2 separate regions of the Homo sapiens genome follow, and region 1 is linked to region 2. A link is a loop called in an ENCODE intact Hi-C map of the cell type or tissue named here. Cell type or tissue: endothelial cell of umbilical vein. All regions are shown on one strand. Each heading gives the region's core, and the rest is flanking DNA. Links, peaks and the distances in the headings are about the cores only.

Region 1 (12,211 bases), core at 5,370-7,869, 74 kb after region 2:
AAAAATACATCAAATGTAGATTATAGAGATTCGGTTGCAGGGAATTAACGAAGAGACTGCTTAGTTAAATGAGTAGACCCTTTATGTAGCTCATTATTTAATCTATTTAATTCTAGGTGGTTTGGTTTATGGGGACCCTGGGCAAGGAGCATACCTCAAACTCTTGATACTATCCTCCTGATCATCATGCTGTATTGTCTCAAAAGTTTTAAGCATTTGCATGCAGCCATCTCTAGAATGTCAAGTGGTCTGTCTTCAACTGAAATGACAAGAGCCAAAATAAATGTCTGGCCATGAGGGCACCATAACCTATGAATGACATGCTGATACCAGAATCCCAAAATGATGGTAACTGAGAGTGGTACTAGGCCCTAAGTTTTGGTCACACTCTCACCTAAGTGAGAATCTGACCAAAAGAGGGGAGTCTTATTAAACTAAATTATGTGAGGCAATTGTTTTGGACTGAGCTCATGCACTAGGCCTCAACAGACCAGACCAAAGCAAAATGGAGTCACTCATGCTAAATATGACATAATCAAACTAAGACTTTAAGACAACACAGACCAGGTTTTGTTTTTCTCCTGTGAACAGAACGTTCCAGCATAAAGAGGTACCTTCTACTCAGTCCTTGTTCCCACCTTGCAAAACCCACTGCTCTACCATTTCCCAGTGGATTTCAAGACCAAATAAGTACATTTACAATGGTGAGGGTGACATCAATGACTAAAGTTTTTATCAATCTCTCAAAATTGAGAAGATGACCAAAAGCGGGGAATAGTTAAATCAAGTTTCGGCTAAAGCTGCCTCCTTACATATTTTAAGTTCTGCCTAAAGGTTTCTCTGTATATCGTGAACTATAACAAGTGGAGGTGTAAATAGACTGCAGCTTACACTTTTGCCAATCACCAAGTTTTGGCCAATCAAATGTAGCCAGCTGTTTGAACTGTGTTCAAATAAGGCAAACATCAACCTGTAACCAATCCAGTTGTTTCTGTACCTCGCTTCTGTTTTCTGCACATCGCTTTCCTTCTTCTGTCCATAAATCTTCTTCTACCATGTGGCTGCACTAGAGTCTCAGAGCCTACACTGGCTCAGGAAGCTGCCTGATATAAGAACCATTCATTGCTCAATTAAACTCCTTTGGATTTAATTTGGCAGAAGTTTTTCTTTTATTACTGCAGTTAATTTTTTGCTTCATGGCTGGGGCTGGTGTCTCTCGTCTGAAATGTTCAATGGTGGGGATGGGGACAGTGGGGATCCACTTCCAAGCTCATTTATCTATATGTCAGTAGGTCTCAGTTTCTCTCCAGGTAAAGCCCCTTTACAGAACTTCCCTCACAACATGGCAGCCAGCTTCCTCCCATGTGAGGAATGCAAGACAGAGTAACAGAGAGTGCTCAAGACAAAAACCACCATCTTTTTATAACCTAATCCCAGAAGTCACATTTCATCACTTCTGTCATATTCTTATTTGTTAGAAGTGAGTCAGTAACTTCAGCCCATTTTCAAGAGAAGAAGATTACAAAACAGTGTAAAAATCAGCAGGCAGGGATCACTGTAGGGCAATTTAGAGGCTGCCTACCAAACTAGCATACAAACACAAAGTACTGTCTTGCTTTCTTCTCCAGATTCACAGAAGTCCTTAATTTTTCTCCAAAACTGAATTTTCATTTTTGGGCAATTATGATGTATATCATTAGATATTATTTAGTTGTAACTGGGGAAAAAGTGCTAATACTATGTATTTTTTAACAAAACATAAAAAAGGCTGTTTTGAATTTCAGGAAGAGGTAGGGATGCTAAAAGTATTATAAAGATAGAGTATGTATATAGCTATCAACATAGATGTATAGATATTAAGATGGATAGTATATTACTGTATCATTTAAGGTGTTGGCAGGAAACAGATTGTACACTTAAAAGTGTTGACTAAAAGATACATTTTAAAAGGACCTATTTACAGAGATGTTGACAGAGCTCCACAATCTAACAAGGGACTAGTGACAGCAGAAAGCCATTATGGGCCCAGGGCCAGGAAAGACAAGAGGAGGAAAAGGTGGTACCTTAACTTGGAGAAAGCTGGAGCCTTGGAACACAGAGTGACCTTTCGTATGTATATGAAGCACAACTGGGGATCCTATTTAAATGGAGATTCTGATTGAAGCAAGCCAGGTATTCTGCATTTTTAGCAACTCCCAGGTGCTCCTGATGCTGCTGGTTCAAGGATCACACTTGAAATAGCAAGGGCCTAGTGACTCAACCACTGCAGAACCTCAAGGAAGCAGGGAAGAAACAGAAAGAATAAACCCATCAGTATCTCTTTCCTCCTCTCTTCCCACCTCCTAGAAGTGCCTCCCACTGTTTAAAATTAATCAAAAGCCGAAGGCAAAGACTGGATGATGTAGTCTATGAGAATGTTCCTGAGGCTCAGAGTGGAGCAAAAACAGCCATATTATACATAACGCCTTGTTTGTGTGGTTTCCTCACACACATACCTGTCAGTACTCAGCTAAATCAAGAAGGCTCCACTGTGGATCACCAGCATTCTCTCTGCTTAGCTCTCTCTTTACAGATAGCTTGTCCTATGAACTCTAGATGCTTTGGTTTCCCCAGACGTTCATCTCTGTCTTTTCAACATAAGGAGTCTGCTGGGTTAGAACTAGGTCCCTCTTTTCCACACGGTCTTTTCCATATTCCTTTTTTTTTTTTTTTTTGCTTCTTTCTGAGATTGTTCATTTTTGGGTATTTCCAATATATTTCTTGCCTTTTGGATATTTCAGAAAGGATGGTGCTGTAGTTTAGATGTTTATTCCCCCAAAGCTCATATTGAAATTTGATTCCAATGTTGGAGGTGGAGCCTAATGGGAGGTGTTTGAGTCATGAGGCAGATTCCTCATGAATAAATTAATGCCCTCCCTGGGGTGATTGGAAGGCTATGTAACTCTTATTAGTTCCTATGAGAGCTTTTTGTTAAAAAGAGTGTTGCACCTTCCCTCTGTTTTTCTCTTGCTTCTTTCCTTGCCATGTGATTTTGGCACATGCTGGCCCTCCATTGCCTTCTGCAATGAGTAGAAGCAGTCAGAGGCTCTCACCAGAAGTGGATGCAGGTGCCATGCTTCTTGTACAGCCTGCAGAACCATGAGCCAAATAAGTCTCTTTTGTTTATAAATTACCCAGCATCAGATATTCCCTTTTAGCACTGCAAATGGACTTGCACAAATGACAAATCCAGCCCCTGTTACTCCATCTCAGTCAGAAGCAGAGATTCCTTACATGGATTATCGTTAATAATTTATTATTTAACCAGGTGCACTCTTGGTTACAGAATCATTTTTGATTGAGTCTATAGATACTTCTCTTTTAAAGAGGATGGGGGGAGGGTAAAGGATTGTCTTTTGCAATTTGAAAGGCAAGATTATATTAGTATTCCAGCTTTATTTATTTAAAAACCACTAGTGGAGAAGTGTTGTAGAACTTTGCTCCTTAGTGTAGCTAAAACCTAGCTTCTTGTCACATGACCAGAAAAATTTAGGCACACAGACACATTGAAGTGTGAGTATAGCAGGACTTTATTTAGCAAAAAGGAAAAAATGAAAAAAAAAGAAGTCAGCAAAGTGAGATAGAGACCTGCTAACAGGCTCTCTACCTCATAGATTGATTCCCAGGTCACCACATAGACTGAAGAAAGCAGGCTCCTCCCCTGCATAGGGTGTGAATTCCCTGTGGCTCCACCCACTTCCCCCCACTTCTCCACCCACTTCCTCCACCCACATCCCCCATGTGCATGTTGGGCTCCAGTCCACTGTGGGCATGCCCAGACAAGCCCTGGCAAGCTTCCCTCATCTGCACAAAAACATCTAATGTAAATACTTGTGGGGCAGGTCAGAGATTCTCCAGGGACCCCTTATTATCTGCCTTGGCCTTTGACTGTCTCATTCGCCCCTCTAAAGAAGTACATCTATCTGCTGTTAGAGTAAAGATAAGGAGAAGGACAAAGATCAATCTTAACTGCTTCCTGATGACAGGGGGTACTGTTTTGGGAAAATGGCAGTCAGATCTTCTTCTGACTATCTAAGGGTCTAAGGCTCTAAGGCAGGGTCTAAGGGTCTAAGACAGCCTATCTAAGGGTCCCCGGCAAAAGGGGCCATCATCCGAGGCTCTGGTTGCATGACCATTTGGAGTTTGATGGCCTGAAGGTGAGAAGAGAAAAACTGGGTTATTAGAAAACATATATCAAAACAAATAAGGCGGGGGGCGGATTATGGACAGCTCAAGAAATCCCGAGTCCTTTTACTCGTTTGCACAGGGAGTGGGAGGCCAAAAGTCTGACTGGTATAAAAAGAAAAAAAAAAAACAAACTTTTACCCTGTTGCCAGCATGTCAGGATTCCGGGTTCCCTTCCCCTGAGCCCAATCCTAAACCAACCAGTCTAAGGTTTGGGAAATTAACTCTTCCCAGTTTGGAGGATGCACCTGAGAAGAGTGTCCCATAGCGCATAGTATAAAAACACAATTACCTAGCTGTGAAGAGAGGACAGAGGAGGAAAAAGGAAAAAAAAGAAGGCTTCTTTCTCAGAGGAGTCCCGCGGGGGTCAGTATGCATTTGAAAGGGGCACAGACTGAAGATGAATGGCTACTTATCTGGTTTCCTTCTCTTCTTAGCAAATACCCAGGGTACATGAGGGAGAGGAAAAGTTAGGCATTCCTCTTTCCTCCGTTCTTATATCCCTGAATTCTGGTGACTATGACAGGGTGCCACCCATGGATGTCAAAGCAGCTTTCAACCATGTTAACAGGGGGGCTTAGGGGATGGGACTATCTGCTCTTAACCACATATGCCTATCTCCCCTGCTGTCAATAGCCTTTGAATTCCCTGGAACTCATTTATGCCATGAATACTAACATGACCTTTATCCATGAAACAGGAAGCTTAGCTCAACTGGCAGGAATTAGTAATGCCTACCTGTGCTGTGCCTTTTAACTTTTGTTATCATCTTCCTCTGGATCCCTTAGATCCAGTTTTCTTTCTTAGGGCTTTGACCCAAAACTTGGAATTGAGTTTGGGACCAAAAATTTGTCTCGTGGGGGAGGGATGTTGCATGGGCTCCTTATCATAAGCCAAATGCTAAGGTGAAGCCGTGGAATTCAGTCCTTCTCCAAAAAGGGAGAGAAAAAGATGTCTTGTGACACTCCCATAAAACTGGCAGTTGTAGTTATGATCGCTAGGATTTGGGTGCATGGAGTTTGGCTTTGGTTAACTCCATTGGTCTTACTTTCCCAAAAAGAAGACCTCCGGGTGATGGGCACTCAATTTCTTCCCATCACCTGGCAGGATTTGCAGGACAATTGCTCAGAACTAGAACATTGATCCAGATTTTTAACAATACCCATCCCTCTTGTTCCTTCTGAGCTGCAGTTGGTGATCACTGGTTGGTTTACAGGAATGAGCAGTGTTAGTTTAAAATGTAGGCAAAAACTTAAAAACAACTAATGGGTCTAGAATTTAATGACAAATATACGATAGATTTTGAAACATAATTTTTCTCTCTCTAGTCCTCATTTATGTTAAAAACAAATCATTATAAGACTGTGTTGTTTGCAAAACAGACTTTAGTCTTGTACTTGGCCTAATTATTTGCATAAAATGCAGCAAGAATACTGATTTCTATATGCGTTTTATATATATATTTATTTATTTATTTATTTATTTTTATTTTATTTTATATTTTTTGAGACAGAGTCTCACTCTGTTGCCCAGGCTGGAGTGCAGTGGCATATTTGCAACCTCCACCTCCCGTGTTCAAGTGATTCTCCTGTCTCAGTCTCCCAAGTAGCTGGGATTACAGGTGTGTGCCACCATGCCCAGCTAATTTTTGTATTTTTAATAGAGACGAGGTTTTGCTATGTTGGCAAGGCTGGTCTCGAACTCCTCAATTACTTTTAAATTGTAATATCTCAATTTAAAAGTAATCTGTAATAATTATTTGACTATAGCATACTTGTCAAAAGAGGGCCAGAGATTTACCTCTGAGGTTTCTGACAGTCAATAAACAAAAAATGGACATCTATTTAGTTCCATAAATCACAGTATAAAAAGGATAACAAAAAACATACTCTACCATAATTAACCATAACCTATTTCTTCAAAATATTCTAGGTCTATCAACAATTGTATAGAAATATCTGATTTTTATATATGTGTTCTTGCGAGTAGGGAGAGGGAAAGAGATGTTGGGTATAGATTGTGTTACATAAATAATATATAACATTAATTAACCAAACTTGCTTAATCTTATTTCTTGTACATTTGATAAGCACATTCTAACACCACATCCTAATTCTATTGTAGGAAATAAAGCATTATAGCTATCCTGGGAGCAAACAGGAAATACACTCAACATTCCACAAAAATTTCTTTCCCCTTTTGAGAGTAATACCTTGAATCATGAGGTTTATGAATAGCTGTGTAAGGCTCCCTGCAATTTTCTCTGGTATTACAAACTGTGTTACACATTCATGAAACCTCACTTATCATTTGTAATTTAAATAGGAAAGTAAAGTGTTGTTGAATAATTAGCAATGTCTTGGCTTCTGTAGAATCACCTACCCACACAGGCAGAATAAATGGCTCAAAAATTGAAAGGTATAATTGAAATAGGCCGGCCTGGAGAATTTATAGAGCTATAAAAAAAAGTACGATCCTTGGGATAAATGTGAAGATTTGTGTGTGTTTGTCAGCATTAAAAACACAATCCTCAAAGCAATACTAACCTGATATCAAGAAAAATTGATATCAAAACTGTTTCTTGCTCATTCATTTTCTCCTCAGAATTAAGATGATAAATTTGTTTTAAACTAAGCCATTTAACTCGTTTTAGACAAGGTTTATAACAGTGAGGGGCCGGTTTCCCACTGGGAAATATGGCGGAATGGAATAGGAAGAAGCAGATGAAAACCAAGAAGATTTCTTCTGACGTTTTCCCCTTCCTTAAAATAATTTTGCTATTTTATGACCTTTTAGAGTAATGTTTCATTAATTTGTAATAAATTCATAAAGCAGGAAATCCTTCTCCCAAGTCTCTAAAATAAGATATAAAATAACAAGGATAGTGTTGATGAAAAGAGTCAAAGAAGAGATTTATTCTGAGCCAAATATGAGAGACCATGACCCATGACACAGCCCTCAGGAGGTCCTGAGAACATGTGCCCCAGGTGGTCAGGGTACAGCTTGGTTTTATATATTTTAAGGAGCCATGACACATCAATCAAATACATTTAAGAAATACATTGGTTTGGTTCAGAAAGGCAGGACAACTCAAAGCAGGGGCGGGGTGGGGGGGTGGTGCTTCTAGGCTATAGGTAAATTTAAACATCTTCTGGTTGATAATTGGTTGAGTTTATCTGAAGACCTAGGATCAATGGAAAGGAATGTTCAGTTTAAGATAAAGGATTTGGGAGACCAAGTTTTATTGTGCAGAGGAATCTCTCAGATAGCAGGCTTCAGAGAGAGGGCAGGTTGTAAAACGTTTCTTATAGGACCTAAAAGGGTGCCTGGCTCCTAGCTGATTATCTCCTGGATCTGGAAAGAAAGGAAGGAAAACAAAGGGGAAAGGTGATTCTCTATAAGATGTGGATTTTTCCCACAGGAGACTTTGCAGGGCAATTTCAAGGTATGAGAAGGAAATATATTTTGGGGTTAAATATTTTTTCCTTGTCTCATAATGTTATGACAGAGTCAGACTGAAAAGTAAGTCATGATATATAGGGTCAAATAAAATCCATCTGATGAGAATTTATGGTTTGTAGGGCATGACTCCCTAGACCCCTTAGGTAGGAATTTGGGTAAGATAAAAAATCAGAGCTTAGTCCTCAATAGTATTACTTATAATTTTAAAAAATAAATTAATTCACTATTTACAATTATTGTATTATAATTTTAATGATAATTGAAAGCAAGCGGGATCAGCTGCAGTTTCACAGTTAGTAAAAAGCCACTGCTTTTAATATAGTAACAATAATTATCAGTGCGAAAATTTTCCTTCTCCTTCCAAAAGAGTATTTTTATAAAGCCACTCAGAATAATTGCAATCATTGGGATGTTTTACCTTTGAGCACAATTTATGCCATACAAATGTAACTATAATAACAAAAGGCATTGTAGTACATTACTTCAGGGTAAATTTGAATGTCCTTCCTGTGGAATGACAAACTCCACCTCCAGCTGTGACTCATCTTTTTCTTCCATTGGCATTTAGTGTCATACCTTAACCAGGCTGAATGAGTCTGGTTTGTCATGTAATATAACCTCAAAAGTTTCTGTAAAAATTACAACTTAAGTAATATCTTCAGATTCATGGGTCCAATTTTAATAGAAATTAGAAGAGTACTTGGGTTAATTTTTATTTTTGTTCTCCTCTTTAATGAAATATATTATATTGTGCCATCAATTATAGCCAAAAAATATCTTTTTAAGAACGTAATGGATTTCAATAAGCCCTTTCCTTTGACCTCCTATTACAGTTCTTTTTTTTTTCTCTGAGAGAGCTTATGTGCTTCTTTTCTTTTGAAGACAACCCAAGATATTTCTAAGTTTTATTATCTACAATGGAGTTTTTTTCTTTAAAAGAGGATAATAAGTTTTCCTAAATGTATATAGGCTTATTTATTTATATGGATTTTTTTTTTCTTAATTCCTCACGTATAATCCCAAATAACTTTATTTGGAGTTTTGCACATGAATCAGATGGGGAATTCACCCTTACAAAGTCAGGAACAAAAATTTTTTAAACCTTATGCAGATGGCCAATACTCACCATGTCTTTTTAAAATAAGTATTGATGACCATAAGCACATAAACAAAAACTTTATTTCCAATAAATAATGTGACTGCCCTACAGTCTCCTATGAGAGACATTTAGATAATCCTAGGCAATTTATAGAATATAATAGCTGGGAAATATCTAGACATGTTATCTACTTAGAAGAAGTAAATGACAGATTCCTGCTCTGAGTACAGCAGATTATCTATTGCCTTTGAGAAATAAGTGTCAGAAAATACTGGAGGAACTCAATATTGATCGGAAAAAAGTGTGTTTTACCCTATTACTTACCTTTAAGTTTCCACTGGAAGTGTTTGCTACTTTATCACTACTGGCCTACTATCTGATTTTCCTTCCTCTAGTTTGTCACTGTATTTACATTACTATGCCTCCATAATTATCGCTAAAATGTCAATTTTATTTTTCTACTAAGATGATTAAAAGTCTTTTTTGCTTTCCCACCAGTCATTGACAGAAGTTGAAGTCCAAAGTTCTAAAACTAAATTTCTAATCATCTGGTAATCTAACTTCCAGGCTTTTTTCTCACTACTTGCCTGCAGTGGTGACCCATAGCTGCATCTATGCTAATGCTCTTCTAATACTTTTACTATTTCCTTATAAGAGTCATTATCTTTAAAATACTTGAACACTGCCTTTTATGTGTGATTTTTTTTTTTTTACTTTTCCACCCTATCTCATTCTTGTAATACTTGTAAGAACATGTGCTAAATATTTATTTACCATCTAATCCCATATTACTAGAAACGGCTTAGCATTAACAAATATGAGTGTCTAACATATTATCAAATTCCTAACTTTTATGTTGTCTTGATCTTTCATTTAAATTGTTAAATTGTTATTTATTTTCATCGTGCTGTTCTTCCATAGAAAAATTGCATCATTAGATTTCATGAGAGTAAGCAACAAAACTTTTCTGGTGTTTATTCCATTTAACCCAAATACAATGAAAAAGAAAGGCACAATTCATGTGCCGTGGATTTTATATTCCAGTGGGAGAGTGGATAAAGGTATATATAACTAATGACATAATTATTTTTAATTACAATTGTGATGAATGCTATAGCGAACAAAAATACAATATTAATATTCTTTCAATAAGTATGTTTTTACTGAATTGCTACTATGTACCAGGCATTGTTCTAAGAGAGATATTCAGATAATCCTAGGCAATTTCTAAGGGTTCTAAGCGCTGGAGACACAGCCATAAAATAAGACAAAAGTTTCATCCTCATGGAGCTATCATTCTAGGAAAAGAGACTTATAGTAATTAATTAGAAAATAAATAAATGATACCCTTTTAGCAAGTGACAGATAGTATAAAGAAAACTAATCACGGTGAAAAGAGAGACTGCTTGGCTAAGGGAATGTGGAGAGAGTTGACTATTTTTGATAAGGAATTCAGCAAAGGCCTCTCTCAGAAGGTAACGTTGGGGTAGAGACCCAAGTGATGAGGAGAGAGAACACACTTAGATTGGGGAAGAACATTCCAGGTGGAGGAAGCAGCAATATTTTACATAACAACATTTCCTTATGCATATTATGCACGTTTTCTTATGCATACTATGTGGGCAATAAGCAGCAACTGCTATGCAGATGTGCATTTCTTTAAGAGGATGACTCTACAGAATATTGTCAGGCAATGAGTGAAAACACTTACAAGCTCTTAAGAAATAGATTTCTGCAAATGAATGAAGGATCCTTGAAGAAAGCCCTAAAATATTGTATGCCCAGGTGAATCTGAAATATTAGAGCCAATTCTACTGCATGGTTGCATGCCAAAAATTTCATTTCATTCAACCAACCCAGCTCTGAAAACAGCATATGAAGGAGCTATGGTCAAGAAAAATAACTATTCTTATCTTGATTCAGCATCTTACAAATGACGGGATTTATTTTTTATTTTTATTTTTATTTTAGATTCAGGGTGAATGTGTGCAGGTTTGTTACGAGAGTATATTGTGTGATGCTGCACTAAGGGCTTCTATTGATCCCGTCATTCAGATAGTGAGTATAGTACCCAATAGGAAGTTTTTCAGCCATTGTTCCCCTCCATATTTCCCTCCTTTCTGCATCCCAGTGTTTATTGTTCCTGTCTTTATGTCCATGTGTATCTAACATATAAGTGTACCTCACTTATAAGTGAGAACATGCATTATTTGGTTTTCAGTTTCAGTATTAATTTGCTCAGGATAATAGCCTCCAGTCGCATCTATGTTTCTGCAAAGAATATGATTTGATTCTTTTATGGCTGCATAGTATTCCATGGTGTATATGTCCTACATTTTGTTTACCTAATCCACTGTTGGTGGGCACCTAGGTTATTTTCATGTCTTTGCTATTGTGAATATTGCTGCTATAAATATACAAGTTCATGTGTATTTTTCTTACAACAATTTATTTTCCTTTGAGTATATACCCAGTAAAGGGATCGCTGGTTCAAATGGTAGTTAGATTTTTAGTTGTTTGAGAAATCTCCAACTGCTTTCCATAGGGGCTAGACTAATTTACATTCCCACAGTGTATAGGCATTCCCTTTTCTCTGCAACCTTGACAACATCTGCTATTTTTTTGACTTTTTAATAAGAGCCATTCTGACTGGTGTGAGATGGTATCTCATTGTGGTTTTGATTTGTGTTTCTCTGATGATTAGTGATGCTGAGCATCTTTTCCTATGCTTGTTGACTACTTGTATGTCTTCTTTAGAGAAGTGTCTGTTCATGTATTTTATCAACTTTTGAATGAGGTTATTTGTTTTTTGCTTATTGATTTGTTTAACTCCTTGTAGGTTCTTGGTATTGTCCTTTATTGGAAGCGTAGTTTGCAAATATTTTCTCCCATCCAGTAGGGTGTTTGTTTACTCTGTTGATAGTTTCTTTTGCTATGTAGAGGCTCTTTAGTTGTCTAACTAGGTCCCATTTGTATATTTTTGTTTTTGTTGCAATTGCTTTTGGGGACTTAGTCATAAATTGTTTCCCAAGGTCAATGTTTAGAATGATGTTTCCTAGGTTTTCTTCTAGTATTCATATAGTTTGAAGTCTTACATTTAAATATTAAATCCATTTTGAGTTAATTTTTATAATGGTGAAAAGTAGGGGTACAGTTTTACTTTTCTGCCTATGGCTAGCCAGATATCCCAGCATAATTTAGTAAATAGATAGTCCTTTCCCTATTGCTTATTTTTGTCAACTTTGTTAAAGACCAAATGACTGTAGGTGTGCAGCTTAATTCTTATGTTCCCTATCCTGTTCCACTGGTCTATGTGTCTATTTTTGTACCAGTGCCAAGCTGTTTTAGTTACTGCAGCCTTGTAGTATAGCTTGATGTTGGATAGTGTGATGAACAGAAATGCAAAATCCTCAAGAAAATACTAGT
Region 2 (12,211 bases), core at 4,609-7,108:
GCTCCTTGCTAAAAGAGGCTATTTTAAGCTGATAACAGCTGAACTTTGATCACATACAAAAACTTTACACTTTTACCTTCTCACACATTAAAAATGTGTTACGTCACAATTTATGTCTTTTTATATTCTGTATCTGTGATGGTTAATATTAAGTGTCAAACTGACTGGTTTGAAGGATACAAAGTATTGTTTCTGGGTGATTCTGGGTGTTGCCTGCAGAGATTAACATTTGAGTCAGTGGACTGGGAGAGGAAGACCCCCGCCTCAGGAAGACCCACTCACAATGTTGCGTTGGGGGGGGGGGGGAGGCACCATCCAACCAGCTGCCAGCACAGCTAGAAAAAGCAGGTAGAAGAAAGTGGAAGAAGCTGATTTTTTGAGTCTTCCAGCCTTCATTTTTCCCCTGTGCTGGATGCTTCCTGTCCTCAAACATCAGACTCCAAGTTCGCTGGCTTTGGACTCTTGGACTTACACCAGTGTTTTGCCAGGGGCTCTTAGGCCGTTGGCCACAGACTGAAGGCTGCACAGTCAGCTTCCTTAATTTTGAGGTTTTGGGACTTGGACTATGCCACTACTGGCTTCCTTGCTCCTCAACTTATAGATGGCTTATTGTGAGACTTCACTTTGTGAACTTGTGGGTTGATTCACCGTAATAAACTGCCCTTCATATATACATATATACATATATCTTATTAGTTCTGTCCCTCTAGAGAAACCTGACTAATGCAATGTCCCTTAAGAAATTATAATAGCTATTTTTATTTTTAATAGTTTTATTTTGAAGCTTTCATACTGAAGAATAATGGTGGTCACGTACAAACCACCATTACGATGTTATAATGGTATTCTAAATTTGACTACGTACTTTTTCTCCGGTGAGTTTTATACTTTCATATTTTTTTTTGTTACTAATTTGCATCAGGTTCTTTTCGTGTGAAGAAGTCTCTTTAGCATTTCTTGTAAGGCAGGTCTGATTGTGATGAACTTTCTCAGTTTCTGTTTGTCTGAGAAAGTCTTTATCTCCCTTTGATTCTGAAGGACATCTTTGACAGATATGGTATTCTTCGTCGACTTTTTTTTTTCTTCAGCACTTTTGATATATCATCCCACTGTCTCCTGGCCTATAAGCTTTCTGTTGAGAAATCTGCTACTAACCTCAAACTTCCTTATATGTTATGTCCTTCTTTTCTCTTGCTGCTTTCAGGATTCTCTTTTTGTCCTTGATTTTTGACAGTTTGATTATAATATGTCTATGCATCATCTTGTTTGGATTGAATCTGTTTGGAAACCCTTAATCTTTCTGTACTGGAATATTCATATATTTCTCCAAATTTGCAGAGCGTTCTGCTATTATAGCTTTAAATGAGCTTTCTACGTCTTTGTCTTTTTTTCTCCTTACATTGATGCGTGCTCTTTTGAAAACGTAAAGACTTATTCTAGTCTTTACAGACTGGCTTTGTCTGGGCGAGCCCTCTGCTTGTCGGCCCATCCAGAGATTCTGGGTAGGCTGCCTGGCATGTCTGGAGGTAGGCTTGCTGCTGGAGTCATTGTGCAGCCTGGCCTCTGGTGTCTTGGTCAGCAGGTGGGAAAGCCTGGCACTTGAGTATGCAGCATTAGTTCTGAATCCTGAATCCACTGGGGTGGACCTGTTAATTGCATTGGTAGAGATAGGCCTGAAACCTGGGTCCATTAATATGGGACAAAATCCAGTATGTGTGGAGGCTGGCCTGAAGTCTAGGCCCACAGGGGTTGACATGACATGGGGGTGGGCCCTTAACTTCAGTTCTCTAAGGCTGGCCTGGCAGTGAGGTGTGTCTGGACCCTAAGTCTGCAAAAGTAGGTCTGGATCTTGGGTCCATGAGGGCTAGACTGTAGTCTGGGTTTTCAGGGGTGTTCATGCAGTCTCAGTTCACAGGATTCGACCTGACAAAAGGGTTTCCTGGAGTGGTCCTGGACCCTGGGTTTTCTGGAACAGGCCTAGACCTGGGCCCTCTGGAGCCTCGGTTTGACCTGATGCTGACGCTGGCATGGAGCCGGTTTCTATGGGGACTGCTCTGGAGAGCAGGATTGTGGGTGTTAGCCTGGATCCTATGTCCACTGATGCTGGCCTGGGGGCTTGTTGTGCAGGTGCTAGCCTAGAGGCTAGGTCCGTGAAGGCTTGCCTGGGGTCTGAGACTGTGGGGGATGGCCAGGGACCTGGGTGCACACGTGCCAGTCCAGAATTGTGATCTACTGGGACTGGCCTGGATCCTGTTTCTGCTGGATCAGGCCTAATCCCTGGGTTGCTAGAACATAGTGCCACAGGTGCCAGTCTGGAGGCTTGGGCCAGAGAGACCAGCCTGGCACTGGGAAGGCTTGGAATCTGTGTCTCTGAGTGTCCACCTGGTATTTGAGGTTGGGCTGTGGACTTGGCTGAGAATAGTCCAGAGCCTGGGGCCACTGGGTTTAGGCTGGCAGTGGGGTGGCTCTGAGACAGACTCCATCTAGCATGCCTGGAGCCTGGAACCTGGAACTACAGGATCTGGCCTGGAGCTGAGGTGGCTGGAGGCTCAGACACAGGCACTGTCTAGAGTCTGGGGCCCTGGAGTTCTGCCTAGCACTGGGTTTTACTGGGGAATTCCCAGTATTGGGGTCCAAAGCTGGGACCATTGCTTACTTCCTTCCCCTTCCCCCATATGGAGGGTATCTCTTTCCATACTGTGCTACCTTAAGTTGGGAGAGAGGTAAAGAGGGTAACGTGAAGCTGTTCTTCCTACCCTTTTCAATGTGACTTTTCTTATTTCTTTGATATACTAAGATGCTGTAATCTATCACCTGTCACTTGTGAAGATATATTTGTACATGAATAATTGTTCAAATTTATGCTTTTGTGGGGGCACAAGTGCTTGAGAATTGCTTGAGAGTCCTATTTGCTGACATTTGTCCCCTTGAGCTTGAATTTAAATACATGCCATCTAACCCGAGGTCCTGGACACTTACCCATTATTCTATATAATAATGAGTAAATTGGAAATTTCTGAGCCCTATGATTATGACAATGTGACATGATCTGTTGTGAGAAGTTAGTAGGGGAGAGATCCTAGAAGCCTGATTTAACAGAAATCTCAGTCCCGTGAGATACAACTACAACAGATTCAATCAGTTAAGTGATAACAACACAGACTGAAATGATCAATAGTCTTAAAAGTCTAGGATTTGGGGGATGTGTCTAAAAAGGGCAGTTAATTTGAACATAGAGCCAATGCATGTGGTTTTCTGCTTTGTATTAAAGTAATTGCACTGGTCTTAAAAGGTAAACCCTGGCTTTGATTGAGCAGAAGTAAGCTGCTGGGATCCTTTGAAGACATTCATTAGAGATATAAAATAAATATAGAAAGACAATGTGTAAGTAGCAAGGGATTATTTTAGATGGCTAGCCGATCAAGCATATTTTAACCAGTCAATATAATACTTAGTAAAAAATAAACAGCATATGAGTGAACACAGATTTTTCAATCTAACATTCTGTGATTAGTAACAGAGTTTAATTAACATGTTGCTACCAATCTGAAACTCATATTTTGAGAAAAGCTTTTAAATTTCTTTCCCTCCTCCAGAGGACTCTAGGAAAGTATGAAGAAACATCTTTTTTTTTTTTTTTTTTTTCTTTCCTACATTTTCCCGAAATTTGCTTTTCTGGTTCTAAACATCATAGAATTGGAATGGCAGTTTCCAGGAGTTATTGTTAGCCAATGAAGTTAGTAAGGACGAATTTATAACAGGATACATTCACAGAGTTACCAATGCTTTCTATAAAAATGAATCTAAGGCTTTTGTTTTCTGTCGGAGAAAACAAAATTCTGTCTTTACCCAAGAAGAGGAAATTCACAGTCTAGGTGAAGAGGGTGAGCAAATCTAGGAGGCCAGGGAAGAGATATTGGAATTGTCTATTTTGGGGTTCAAACAGGACAGCAGGTAGATGTGTATAGGATTGTAATGAAGATTAAGGCACTAGACAGAACAAAGCAAGTGAAGAACAAGTTCACAAAGAGCAAGAAACATGGAAAGGTGGAAAGATTCACTGTTTGAAATTTGGGTGGTGGTGCTCTGCTGTCAGAGAAATGGGAACTTGGTCATGAGTGGAAGGAGAAAAGTGGAGATTGCAAGAGCTAATAAGGTTTAGGAAGTGAGTTAGGAGGTTATCCGAAGTGTTATTAGCATCAGTGTGGACTCTTCTTTCTGTATCCGGGCAATCTGCTCTGTGTTGTGAATTCCATGCCTGAAAGGTGCCAAGGTCTTACATAATAATTATATGATACATAATACATTAACTACATTTCCATATCACTTTATAATGTGATGTCACAGTGGTCAGTGTCTCTTTCTTCTTATGAGCCCTTTCTTATTATAACAGCACCATTCATTTAGACGTTTTCCCTTGTTGTCTGTGAAAGCATCTTAAGACTGTGAAAGATGAAGTGAAGGTATTAGATATTAAAATATTAAGACATTTGCAAAACAGTAAAATTTGATATGAGAATGTCTTTTAGGTTTGAGCAAAGTCCGTTTGAAATTCTCATTTTGAAAACATACCCGATTTAACTGATTTAGGGCCTGAGGGCATTAAGAATAAATGGAACATAGAATATATATGAATGGGTTATTGAAAGAAAGCAAGGAGTTCTGGGATTGGGCTTCACTCCTTCAAATGATTGCCATGAACTTCTTTGGGAAACAAATATATATGTTTGTCTTAGGTAACTAAGTGCATCAAGCCACAGAACAGCAGCCACCAACAGTTTGTCATGGCCAAGCAGCAGCAGTTCAGTGGCTCTGAGTGGTGAAAGGAACATGACATGAGTGTGTTTGTGGAGATTCCAGAACTACATTCTCAATGCTACCTGAGTCAGCAATTCATTTGCCAATTGTATAAAATTCCCAGTACTACTGATTTATTTATTTTTCTTTTAAAAGGAACATAAAATTCTGTATTGTTTTAAGTTAAAAAAATCCACCTGTGCTTATCAAGCTAAATAAGTTGATTTTTGCATCACAGTTATAAAATGTGTAAATGTGTATCACTGTTTTTACTTGATAATAATATATCTGGTTATTTCATTTTTGTTGGAACAGAGTAATATATTTAACATAAAATATAAATTAGAATATAAAGTTCACAGTGGGAACTGAAATTATTGTTAGAGTTTGAAAAATGAGATAACATTTATGAAATTATAACTATTTATCACTGGGCTTCATGTTCAAAGACATCTGCTGATGGTGTTCATAATCTTTCAATGTGGGTGTGATTAAGACACAAATATGTGAATAGAAATGTAAGGTTATCTTTTAATATCTTTAAATTTTTTGACTACTATATTATTTTCAAAGACTTATTCTATTAGCAAGTGTGTATTGTTATTACATTAATTTTCTTTAAGTGAGGGACTGCTTAATTGTGCACTTTTAAGATATGTCATTTCCTTTTCTTGTGTTTAGGAAAGAATGACTCAAAGGCCCACAGAGTTCTTATGTCTAGAAATTGAATAATTTGGAAATAAAAGTAAAACCTCCCTTTCCTCAGTCAAGTTCCTGAATACAAAATTGACAAATGTTTTCCTTAAAACAGCACACTACTGGGCTGATTTAATCTCTACTGCTTTTATAAGCCAGAGTATAATTTTTGAAGGGTGTTTTAGTGTGTCCTTAAGGATCTTATTGTACCTGTCTTCTTTATAGTTCTTCCAATTTGGTTTGTCAAGCTGTAGCTTTTTTAAGCCACATATTCCTTCTATCACGTACGTGCTGCTAGTACTAAAAATGATTGCTCAAAACAAACTCAGTGAAAACAAAAGTGAATTATATTCTTGTTGCCTTAAATACCATTCTTAAAGTGGAATCTTACCGCAATCTATCAGGTTTATTATGCCCAGCAGACTTATTTAGAATATCCAGCATAATCATCTGCCTGTAGCCATTAATGCCAGTATGCAGGCCCTGTCACAGTTTTAGAAATACTCCAAGCCTTGTTGGAGAAGGAAGTCATGATTGCAATCAATAATCAAGTTCACCTGGCTACTCTTGTAGTTTGACTTTATGTCACAGTTTCAGGAACTTAGTTTCTTTTTGAGATCAAGTCCTTACCTTATGACTCAGTTATTTATTTGGACTCTAATATCAGTCCTGATCTTGATAAACAACGAAGCACTTCAATAACTTCAGGACTGGAAGTCTGATTTTCTCATGCTCCCATCTCTGCTACTAGAGACCTGATTCTTTTTTTTTTTTAATTTATTTTTTATTTTTATTTATTTATTTATTTATTTTATTATACTTTAAGTTTTAGGGTACATGTGCACATTGTGCAGGTTAGTTACATATGTATACATGTGACATGCTGGTGCACTGCACCCACTAACTCGTCATCTAGCATTAGGTATATCTCCCAATGCTATCCCTCCCCCCTCCCCTCACCCCACAACAATCCCCAGAGTGTGATATTCCCCTTCCTGTGTCCATGTGATCTCATTGTTCAATTCCCACCTATGAGTGAGAATATGCAGTGTTTGGTTTTTTGTTCTTGCGAACTTCAAACCATATGGCACGGGGCTGGATTCCTGTTTACTCTTATGTCTTAACAAGTAGTAGCCTGCCAGCTTAATACATCTCAATATATTCCTTCCTGGAGGTCCCTGTTATTTGTACCTCATATGCCAGCTATGTCACCTTTACTACAGCTCTGCAGGATGATCAGTTACCTGTTATTTTCTCTCAGAATAATCGACTTTTCCTGTCTAGCTGGACTTCCTCACCTCTCCAGCAACATTTTCTCTGGTTTCAGGTCCAAACTCTGTAGGACTTGACCCCTGTCTTGAAATTAAACCTTCTGTGAAAAACCATTCGACAGAGGAAATTTAAATCATCCATGGTGGTTTGCATTATCTATTTCAAGATCTCTTTGTAGATGGCTATCAAAAACATTTAATGTTATCTATTATGTATTTTGTTCAAAACTTTCTATGAATCTTCTATTATCTCTGAAAATTATACATTAATATCTCCAAAATTCACTAGCTATAAGAGGTATAAAAATATAGATAAAATATTCAGATTCTTTAAAAATATCTCATTTTACCACATATAAAATATATCTATCAAAAAAGTATAACATTTCTGTTTAATCTGTTAGAACATGTTATCTATTTAAATGAGTCATTATAAGTCTGTTGTGTACAAAAAAATCAGTTAAAACGCTGCAAAAAAAAAAAACCCAGTGCCTCTGTTAAGATGACATTCAAATTAGTAAATGAAGTAAAAAAAGAAAGAAAAGTAAGAAGTACAGAGCAGAAAAAAATATGAACTTATGCTGGCTTCTTTCAACATCAATAGATTTAAAAAACTGGAACTAAGTTGAATTTGATACACATATTCAGTTTGTGCTTGAAAATATTTTTTCTCTAGAAAAATGAAATTTTTTAACATTAAGTCCCTTATGCCAACTTCACTAATAGTCTAACCTGAGGAAGACATGTTACTTTCTTAAATATGCCACACATTATTGTCTTAAAATGACATCTGACATAAAACATAAGAAGTAAATTCATAATAATGTGGTTCAGAGGAACATATCCATTGCTGGAACAGTAATTGTTTGGATGCCACTTGGAAAAATAATATCAAACAAAATATGAATCTTCAACAAAAGTCTTCCCATGTTTAAATTCTCCTAATAAATGGTAACACTTTTTTAGAGGCGGCATATCAAGGATTTAAAGAATTTGTGTGAGAAGAGAACTGAGTAAACAACATCCATTTCTTCCATGTATTTGCTGTATGATCTTTGACAAGTCTTTCCTCCATTTCGTCATTTGCCTGCTTATCCATACTTTTTAAAAATACTGAATGAGTTCATTTATATAAGCTGCTTAACAGTGTGCTTAGCATATGGAAATGCCTAATAAACAGTAGTTAGCATTATTGTTATAATTTTAACTATGAGTAACCAACACATTTCTGTAGTTATTATTTGTTTTCATTTGTATTAAAATGCTCTGAAATGCCATTAATAACACATAACATTTTATCACCGATTCTATGTGTGGGATATTTTAAATATTTAATCTGGCTGTCGCATTTTGCTTTTGCAGAAGGTATGTTGAGATATGTAGAAAAGACAAATGAAAACATTTTTAAAAGGTTTATTTTAAGTAGTTTATTTCTTGACAATACATTCAGAGCACAGGAAAATTGATTCTTTCACATGCATTCTTTAAAACCTCTTGCCCAAAGAGCCTATAGCATCATTCATCATTTCCTACTGTTTCTACATCCATCACATCGTTTTCCTTTGCTTTCCATATGACCTCCTTATTTCTTCTAGTTATAATAGCAAGCAGAACTAATCATGAATAAATTCAAATTTGGGACAAAGGAGAAGCTCAATGGCCAGATGAGACCTTAGGTCTCTCTGGCCCATGGCCCTAGGGTAATCTTATCTATCATGAGAAAGAGTCTGTTATATCCCAGCTGTGCACAAGGCTAGGCTAGGCATTAGAGTAAATTAAATGGGCATGATCTGCCAGCCTGGTAAGCATCTTTTTTTTTTTTTTACCTTTCATTTTAGTTTCAGGGGTCTATGTGCAGGTTTGTTATATAGGTAAATTGCGTGTCTTGAGGGTTTGGTGTACAAATTATTTCATCACCGAGGTAATAAACATAGTACCCAATAGGTAGTTTTTCAATTGTCACCCTCCTTTCACCCTACACTCTTTAGTAGGCCCTGCTATCTGTTGTTCCCTTCTTTGTGTCTATATGTCCTCAATGTTTAGCTCCCATTTACAAGTGAGGACGTGCAGTGTTTGTTTTTCTGTTCCTGTGTTAGTTTGCTTAGGATAATGGCCTTCTGCTACATCCATGTTTCTGCAAAAGATATGATTTTATTCTTTTTTATGGCTTGTAGTATTCCATGGTGTATATGTACCATATTTTCTTTATCCAGTTGACCACTGATGGGCATTTAGGTTGATTCCATGCCTTTGTGAATTGTGAATTCACTATTGTGAATAGTGCTGTGATGAACATACATGTGCATGTGTCTTTATGGTAGAACAATTTGTACTCCTTTGGTTATATACCCAGTAATGCAATTGCTGGGAAATTGCCCATAAAACTGCTTTCCATGGTGGCTGAACTAATTTGCATTCCCACAAGCAGCACATAAGCATTCCCCTTTCTCCACAACCTTGACAACATCTGATATTTTTTGACTTTTTAATAATGGTCCTTCTGTCTGGTGTGAGATGGCATCTCATCGTGGTTTCGATTTGCATTTCTCTAATGATTAATGATATTGTGCATTTTTTTCATGTGCTTGTTGAGCACATGAATGTTTTCCTTTGAAGTGTCTATTCATGTCTTTTGCCCACATTTTAATGGGGTGGTTTGTTTTTTGCTTGTGAATTTATTCAAGTTCTTTATAGATTCTGGATATTAGACATTCGTTTGAAGCATAGCTTGCAAATATTTTCTCCCATTCTGTAGGTTGTCTGTTTACTCTGTTTATAGTTTATTTTGCTATGTAGAAGCTTTTAGTTTAATTAGGTTCAATTTATCAATTTTGATTTTTGTTATGATTGCTTTGGGAATCTTTGCCATGAAGTATTTGCCAGGTCTTATGTCCAGAATGGCATTTCCTAGGTTATCTTCAGAGTGTTTAGTTTTTGGTTTTAGATTTAAGCCTGTAATCCACCTTGAGTTAATTTTTGCATTAACTCAAGGGGCCCTTACACCCAGAAGGCATCTTTAAGTGTTGACTTTTTAGCATTTATCAAATCTCCCCTGTGCTGTCTCTGTCAAAACAAATTAAGGGCCTGCTTTGAAAATCCTTGTGTCTTAATAAGACCAACAATATATGCTGATAGCCAGAGTAAAAATATGTAGCAGATGCTAGGCATAGATTTATGTATTTCTTGGTAAGGAAGAAAAACAAATAGAGTATGTTCCTCCTTCTTCTCTGTCGTAGCACCATGACACTGATGTTGCTGACTTAAATTGTAGACGGTGGAGAGAAATTTGAGACAACATGGTAATAGAAACTCTTGAAAACACATCCCTATCTCTCCTTTTACTCAGAAACTCCCTTTTTAGTTATCATTTTCTCTGTCAGTCAGAAAACTTGCATCAAACATATTTAATGTTCTGAGATTTATGCTTTCCTGAGGGAGCATGATAGAATATAATCTCTGCCTTCAAAAATCTGTGAATTCTTCACATTCAGGGAGAGGAGACTCATCTACTTGAAACAATAAATGAACAGTCCAAATAAAATATTTTAAATTCTACAAGTTATCAAATACACAACAGGGACAGAATGCAATTAGAAAAGCAATAAATCAGAATAGACTAGCATAGTTAATGTTTACGGATTCAACTAAATTTTAAGTGAAATTTTACTAACAAATTTAAAACATTGTTTACATATGGTTGTTTTCTTTATATTCATCCTTATCTTTTTCTTAAATTAAAAAATTGTCAAATAATACTCAGGATTTGCAAATTAAATTTAAATAAAAAAGCACAATGAGATGATCACCTTCATAAAATAAGGAAGAATGAAAAAAAAGGGCAGGTGTCGGCATAGATTGCACAGTCTTGTTTGGGGTGACAACATTATAAAACTAGTGATCAATTGATGGTCTATGGAAAACTCTAGAATTTAAGGCATTTAGTGAGCAGAAGAGAATCCAGAAGATAATCCAGAAAATGAAGTTGTCATAATGGTCAGAGGAGAACCACGAGTATGGAGGGCCCAGAGTGTTTATTTTCTATGGTTTTGTAAAAAATTACTAAAAATTTAGCAGCTTAAGATAACACCCATTTATGAGATCACAGTTCTGTAGGTCAGAAGTACAGGCACAATGTCTCACAAGGATAAAATCAGGGTATCAGCCAGGCTGGCCTGTGATCTGGAGACGCTGGGGAGAAATCTGTATAAGTTCATTCAACTTGTTAACAGAATTCAAATCCCTACAGCTGTAGAATTGAAATCCAAATTTCCTTTCTCGCTATTGGTGAACAACCCAAGAATGCTCACATTTCTTCACACATGCCTCCCTGTCTCCATCTTTAAACCAGCATGGGCATGTCAATTCCTTCTCACACGATGCATCTCTCTGACTTTTCTTTGTGAAGCCAGCTGGAGAAAACTCTGTATTTAGAGGGATCACCTGATTACGTCTGGCCCACCTGGATAATTTTCATATTTCAAAGTTAACTCACTTGAGACTTTCATTATATCTGCAAGATCTCTTAACAACAATACCTAGATTAGTGTGTGATTAGATAACCGGGGGCAAGGATCTTAGTGTGGATGCATCTTTAGAATTTTGCCCACCACATCCAGTCATCAAAGAAAAATGTTTTCAAGAACATACAAATAAAACCATGTATAAATAGCTAAAGTAGGCTAAAGGAGGTCATGTACTAATTAAAAGCCACTGTACTGTTAAATCTGGTGGAATATGGTGAGCTTTGAGTGAGCTAATTCTAAAAACTTATGGAGTTGAAGAGAGTATTACAAGAGTAATAAAACTGCAAGGAAATAAAGAATACATGGGTAGTTGGAAAGCATATAGCATAGTCAAGAAAAAATAGAAATCGATGCCTAGATGCATTAAGATTAAAGTTGAAGAACCCCAGGAAAATCTTTAAAAAAAACACTTTAAAAAGATAAATTACTGGAGACAAATTAGAAATAAACTAACATAAAAACTAAACAAGAAAAATCAAAACAAACAAGAAAACTCAACAATAATCATGGAAGCCAGAAGATAGTGGAATATTATTTTCAAATTTTTGAGGCTAAAACAATTGTCAACCTATTAGTGTTTGCCCGGAAAGTCTGTTTTTCAACAAGGAGAGGGAGAAACAAAAATACAAAAACAAAAAAAAAAAACTTTTTTTTTTTTTTGAGACAGAGTCCAGCTCTTGTCGCCCAGGCTGGAGTGCCGGCGGTGAGATCTCGGCTCACCGCGACCTCCGCCTCCCAGGTTCAAGCAATTCTCCTGCCTCAGCCTCCTGAGTAGCTGGGACTACATCCCACCAGGCCCAGTTTTTTTTTTTTTTTATTTTTAGTAGAGGCAGGGTTTCACCATGTTGACCAGGCTGGTCTGGAACTCCTGGCCTTAGGTGATCTGCCCGCCTCGGCCTCCCAAAGTGCTGGGATTACAGGCGT

Evidence for each region. Hi-C counts contacts between places; a loop is a spot of excess contacts. Peaks named below come from ENCODE experiments on the same cell type or tissue, not always from the same donor. Only the 100,000 strongest peaks of a DNase experiment are listed, where the experiment ranks them.
Region 1: it touches region 2 in a loop (10-fold over the local background); 1 of 110 quality-filtered maps calls a loop at or near these places.

The regions. Positions count from the first base shown.
Region 1 is chrX:34,555,783-34,567,993 of GRCh38, forward strand. No RefSeq gene overlaps it. Among named protein-coding and RNA genes, the nearest start is that of TMEM47, 95 kb to the right of the region's middle. RefSeq lists enhancers at 1,864-2,445, 3,476-4,003, 4,004-4,529, 4,530-5,055. In endothelial cell of umbilical vein, for the core only: no CTCF peak of the experiment used is centred there; a DNase peak (open chromatin) is centred at 6,399; H3K27ac peaks cover 1,567 bases.
Region 2 is chrX:34,482,070-34,494,280 of GRCh38, forward strand. No RefSeq gene overlaps it. Among named protein-coding and RNA genes, the nearest start is that of TMEM47, 170 kb to the right of the region's middle. In endothelial cell of umbilical vein, for the core only: no CTCF peak of the experiment used is centred there; a DNase peak (open chromatin) is centred at 5,592; H3K27ac peaks cover 709 bases.